2 separate regions of the Homo sapiens genome follow, and region 1 is linked to region 2. The links are chromatin contacts, found by Hi-C in ENCODE. All regions are on one chromosome and are shown on one strand. Each heading gives the region's core, a stretch centred on a gene start or an enhancer-like site at or near the end of the contact. The rest is flanking DNA. Distances are from core to core; before and after follow the strand shown.

Region 1 (2,700 bases), core at 180-2,679, 4.1 Mb before region 2:
TAGCACAGATATCTCCCCAATGCAAAGGTTAAAAGTGTAGCGTGCGTGGTGGTTTTGCTGGGACAAAGCGCTAAGAATACACATCATTTTGCTTTTTCTGACCTGTCAATTGTAGTGATATTCTCTACCACTAGCTTATATTTAACCAGCTTACTGGTCAGTTTCTCCAGTTTTTAGCATTCCCCCCTTTCCTTTTATTAAAACAGCAACCTAGTTTGCAAGAAGGTTGCTAAAAGAAAAGATAGTCTCCTGCAAGATCTGATACACTTGTATAAGCACTGTCTTATCAACCTTTTAATTAACCTGGTTAGTTGAGTTGGCAAATCAGGTTAAGCTTTGCTTTACTAAAGTATTAAAATGCCCTTTGTCGCAAGGCTCTCACGGTCCTCGGGTTGTAACAGCATCCTGAGAATTCGCTACAGTTTACTTCAACGTGTAACTCCTCTTTTAAACAGTTACCAGAATGGAGCGGAAAAGACACGTTTGGCAAGGAGAATTTCGCCCGGAGGTTCGGACTACCAACCCAAGGAGAACATCGAGAGGGTTTTCTCTGCCTGCACCCAGCGAGGCGCTGTCTGTCTGGCCTCCCAGCGGGCAGGGCGCTCCCCGCCTGGTTGGCGGCGCCGGCCCAGCCCCCGCGCGTGGATTCAGAGGCGAGCGACTGGCGAACTTCAGCGGGGACCGCGGGCCCGGCCTGGGCGAGGGGGTGACTCTTCCCCGGCGCGGCCTCGCCCAGCCCGCAGGTGCGGGTCCCGGCCGGCCCAGGACGGCGTCTGGGGGCCTCAGGGTCTCCGAGGTCGGGCGCTCGCCGCGGCGGTGGGAACCGGGAGGGACAAGGCGGGGGATCGCGGCCCGGGTCCGGGGACAACTCCAAGGGGCGCGGGGGTCCAGTGGGGAGCGCGGGCCTGGAAGCCACAGAGGCCGCCTGGGGGACGCGGTCAGCGGGGCCGGGTTCCGGCGCTTGCCGGGAGGGACGCCGCGCCAACGGTGACGCGGGGACCCCGGCGCCGGGGACAGGGGACAGGGTCTGGGGGCCACGCCCGGCCCGGCCGCCCCGCCTCCGGCTCCGGGCAGCACCGCCGCGCCCGCCCGCCGTAGCCCCCTCCCCACCTGATGTACGGGCTGGCCGCCGCCAGGATGTTCTTCTGCACCGGGATCTCCTCCCCGTCGAGGACCAGGTGCGCGTCGCAGAAGCGAGACTCCTCGCGGAAAGAGCTGAGCGCTCGCAGCAGACGCGCGGCGTGCTGAGGGTCAGACACGGCACTGCCCTCAGCCATCGCGGCGCCCGCTCCTCTGCCGACGGGTCCGGCTCCCGACACCGTCCGGCCGGACCCCTCGAGCGGCCCGAGTCCTGCGCGCGCGCCCGCCCGGCCCGGCTCTCCGCGCTCTGAGCAGAAGCTGGAGCCCCCGGGACGTGCCTGTGCTATCCGCGGCGCGCTGGGCCGGCGCCTTTAAGAAGCCGCGTCATGAAGTCATTTCTCCGCGACGCCCCCGCACCGTCGCTCCCCGCCTTCTCGCCTCCGCTGCTGGAGATGGCCAATCAGAAGCCTCCTTCCTCCGCCCGCCTGACCAGCTGCGGCTGGGTGCAGCGGAAGGTGTCTACGGATGAGATAGGTCGCTCCCGCGATGGAGGGATGTGCGGGCGGGCTAGGATTCCGTGGTTAAGCCTGTGGCCTCTGGAGCCGCGAGTTTGAATCCTGGTTGCAGCTGTTCCACTTACTAGCTCTGTGGCCATGGGTAAGGTGCCCATCCTCAGTTTCTCCGTCTGCAAAATGAAAGCGAATTCTTAGTGTTGTTGTGGACTCATGAGATGATGCATGGAAGCAAGGGCGAAGTCGCTGTAGCTTTCTTTATTTATGAGAGAAAAGGAGCTGCCCAGGTGAGAGGACAAAAACCCGAGAAAACAGACCCGGAAAAGATGGTTTTGGTTGCGGGCTAGGAAGGAGATGTAGCAGATGAAGCTGGAGAAGTCCGAAGGAGGCCTTAAATTTTGCAGGGCCTCCTTGGTGTGGGAAGGAGTTTGGTTTCTGCAGTGGTGAAGAACCATGGAAGTACCGTATTTAGCAGGGGATTTTGTGCAGGTCACTCAGCTCCTGCGTGGAGAATAAGGCGGGGATGGATGTGCTAAAGGCAGATCGATGCTTAGGTATTGCAGGACTAGAGAGAAGGGAATGGGCACCTGGATGAAAGGGTGATGCGGGGGCGGGGGTAGACAATAGTGGATTGTTTTAAAAGAAATTGTGAGGGAGAGGGAGTTAAGGATAAATATTCTGTTTGAGTAACTGCATGCATGTTTGCACCTTTCAGGGAGAGCTAGGAAATGCTGAAGGGGTGGGCAGTAGAGAGGCAGATGTTTAGATTCAGACAGGCTCCCAACCCAGTGAAGATCAAAGCTGTGATAGAAAGGATCGCTGGGTCAGCTCAGCTGGCAGGCCAAGCCCCACGGTATCTGAAGTTTCCCTGGAGGTTGCTCAGGGCACATGGGAGTGTGGAATGTAGCAACCATTTTGTGCAAACGTTAGGGACTCCATAAGCCTCTAAAAAATTAGCAATTGTATGAGGACTCCGGACCAGAAGAATGTGGCTAGCATTCCAGGCAAGACAGGATGGAATTTTCACTGTCCTTCAACCAACTGAAAGGCTCCAATAAAGTCTTGGGTATTTACCCTGAACCAGCCAAGGCTTTGGAGTCACTGGCAG
Region 2 (2,700 bases), core at 94-2,593:
GAAAGTTTCTCAGCCCGAGCTGACAGATCAGGAGACAGATTCCACTTGGATTAGGGAGAATATAAAAAGGGCAAAATTAGGAGATCCTGATACCAATCACCATCTTATTCTCCCTGGCATTCTGGCCTTCAGAGCCAGAACTACAGTGATGGTTTTGGTCAGAATGATAGAAATAGCCATAGTAAACACAACTCCAAATGCTATTTGTTGGAGTCACCACGTAGCTGTGTGGGGGTGGCCAATGCATAGGGCAGAGCAGAGGAAGCACAGTGTGACGGAGGCCAGACTTTCAGCAGGGTGCAGCTGAAAGCCCATGTACTGGCTTTAACCGAGGGGATTTCCTGCTGCTTCACAAATACCCCAAGGACCACTGCAGTAAGGACAGAGAGGCAGGGCTGTGCAGGCCAGAGACATCCCCAAAGGGCCTTCAAAAGCCAAGAAGTTCACATCCTTTGGAAGACAGTAAATTCTCTGACTATTCTGATATTGATCATCTGGACACTTCTTATACTGAATAGTATCTGAAAAACAAAGCAATGGTTTTTTGTTCAAGATTCATAAATCCTTACTGATTCCCAGAAACAAAAAAGTCATTTTTGGCCTTGTAGGGCACCTTGTCCATCTCAGTGCTATACTCAAATGTCATGCTTTTTAGCATGTTACAGAAGCAATAATTTCAAACTAACATGCCAATTCTCTCCTTGGTTTTATTTCCCAAAATAACATTTTCTCTCATTGTTCATTTCTCCACATGCCAACGAATTATTTTCCATTTTCTTTCATAATGAAAGCATTATACTCCCTTAAAAATTTAAATATCCATTCTCTAGGCCAAGAGTCCACAAACTATAGCCTACAGGTCAAATCTAGCCATTAGTAATTTTATAGGGCTTATAATCTATGAATGTTTTAATACTTTTAGATGGTTGCATTTTAAATGGTTATACAAGTATTTACATACTTTCAATTTCACCTCTTGGCTTGCAAAGTCTAAAATATTTACTATTTGGCCCGCTAAGAAAAACATTTCCTGACCTCTGCCTTCTCCTGGATTATTTACACAAATGACAATTATTTTCTAAGAATTTACACTGAACCAGATGCCTTATTAAGAATGGGGACCTGTTCAACTTTTAACAGGTATCAAAGAGGCCCTCAGGTTCTAATAGCTAAATATTTCTTAGTGTATCCCTTCCACATTTCGAGGTAGAATTCCATCAGCTTGATGTGGCAGGAAAGGTCTTAATCATCTTGTTTGTACATAGGTTTCTGGCCTTATCTTTTGTCATAAACTAAACACTGGATCAAAAGATTCTGATGTAGAGATTTATGTATCATACTCACAGTGCTCATGCCTTCTCGCTTTGCCATGACCTTCTTCAACAGGGAGTTTCTTTTGCTCTCTTCTTTGCTTGACTAATTCCTACTTGCCTTTAACAACGTAGTCAACATTACCTGCATTAGGATGTGCCTGCATGCCTCCCCACACTCTAGTATGTACCTGTGTCTTTGAACCCTTTGTCCTGGGTTGCCTTCCTCATTAGGCTATGAATTATCAATGACAGTATAGTTTTATTAAACAAACCCTGAAAAATTAGATACCTAAATAGACAGTCAAGTAAAGAAACATACGAAGAAAAATATTCCTAAAAATACATTTATTGTCCGGGCGTGGTGGCTCACGCCTGTAATTCCAGCACTTTGGGAGGCTGAGGTGGGTGGATCACCTGAGGTCAGGAGTTCAAGACCAGCCTGGCCAACATGGTGAAACCCCATCTCTACTAAAAATACAAAAAATTAGCTGGGCATGGTGGCAGGTGCCTGTAATCCCAGCAATTCGGGAGGCTGAGGCAGGAGAATTGCTTGAACCCAGGAGGCAGAGGTTGCAGTGAGCCGAGATAGTGCCACTGCACTCCAACCTGGGCAACAGAGTGAGACTCAGTCTCAAAAAAAAAAAATTACTGTAGCAACATTATTATCAGGTAAAATAGAATTCAAAGAGATATACAGAGGAGAAGAACACATAAAATAAAAATTAGGCCAGGTGCGGTGACTAACGCCTGTAATCCCCGCACTTTGGGAGGCCAAGGCAGGCGGATCACCTGAGGTCGGGAGTTGGAGAACAGCCCGACTAACATGGAGAAACCCTATCTCTTCTAAAAATACAAAATTAGCTGGGCATGGTGATGCATGCCTGTAATCCCAGCTACCCAGGAGGCTGAGGCAGGAGAATTGCTTGAACCCGGGAGGCGGAGGTTGTGGTCAACTGAGATCACACCATTGCGCTCCAGCCTAGGCAACAAGAGTGAAACGCTATCTCAAAAAAAAAAAAAAAAAAAACTAAACAGATAAAACAGACTCTTTTCTCCTTTAGAAGGCTCAATATAATGATACTAATTTCCTGCATGTTAATGTATATATTTCATTCAATACAAATATCAAATAATAATAGGGGTTTTTTGTTGTTGTTGCTGCTGTTTAATTTTTTTTGAAACAGAGTCTCACACTGCCACAAGGCTAGAGTGCAGTGGCGTGATCTCTGCTCACTGCAACCTCCGCCTCCTGGGTTCAAGTGATTCTCCTGCCTCAGCCTCCCTAGTAGCTGGGACTACAGGCTTGTGCCACCACATCCAGCTAATTTTTTGTATTTTTAGTAGAGACAGGGTTTCACCATGTTAGTCAGGATGGTCTTGATTTCCT

Evidence for each region. Hi-C counts contacts between places; a loop is a spot of excess contacts on that map. Pooled maps may share reads with other maps.
Region 1: a map of CD4-positive, alpha-beta T cell shows a loop between it and region 2 (6-fold over the local background). The contact joins the promoter of GAN here to the enhancer-like site in region 2. A Hi-C loop is called at or near these places in 2 of 168 maps with a recorded cell type or tissue (CD4-positive, alpha-beta T cell and CD8-positive, alpha-beta T cell) and 3 of 50 pooled maps.

The regions. Positions count from the first base shown.
Region 1 is chr16:81,313,691-81,316,390 of GRCh38, reverse strand. GAN (gigaxonin) reads right to left here and starts at 1,429. Exons shown (of 11, transcript NM_022041.4): 1 at 1,111-1,429. The coding sequence starts at 1,277. RefSeq lists silencers at 553-822, 843-902, 1,043-1,382 and an enhancer at 1,393-1,592.
Region 2 is chr16:77,218,219-77,220,918 of GRCh38, reverse strand. It overlaps the pseudogene VN2R10P. Among named protein-coding and RNA genes, the nearest start is that of SYCE1L, 20 kb to the right of the region's middle. RefSeq lists an enhancer at 334-443. Within about 2 kb of position 1,343, at least 2 of the 41 ENCODE cell types and tissues checked have a DNase peak (open chromatin) inside an H3K27ac peak, as active enhancers do.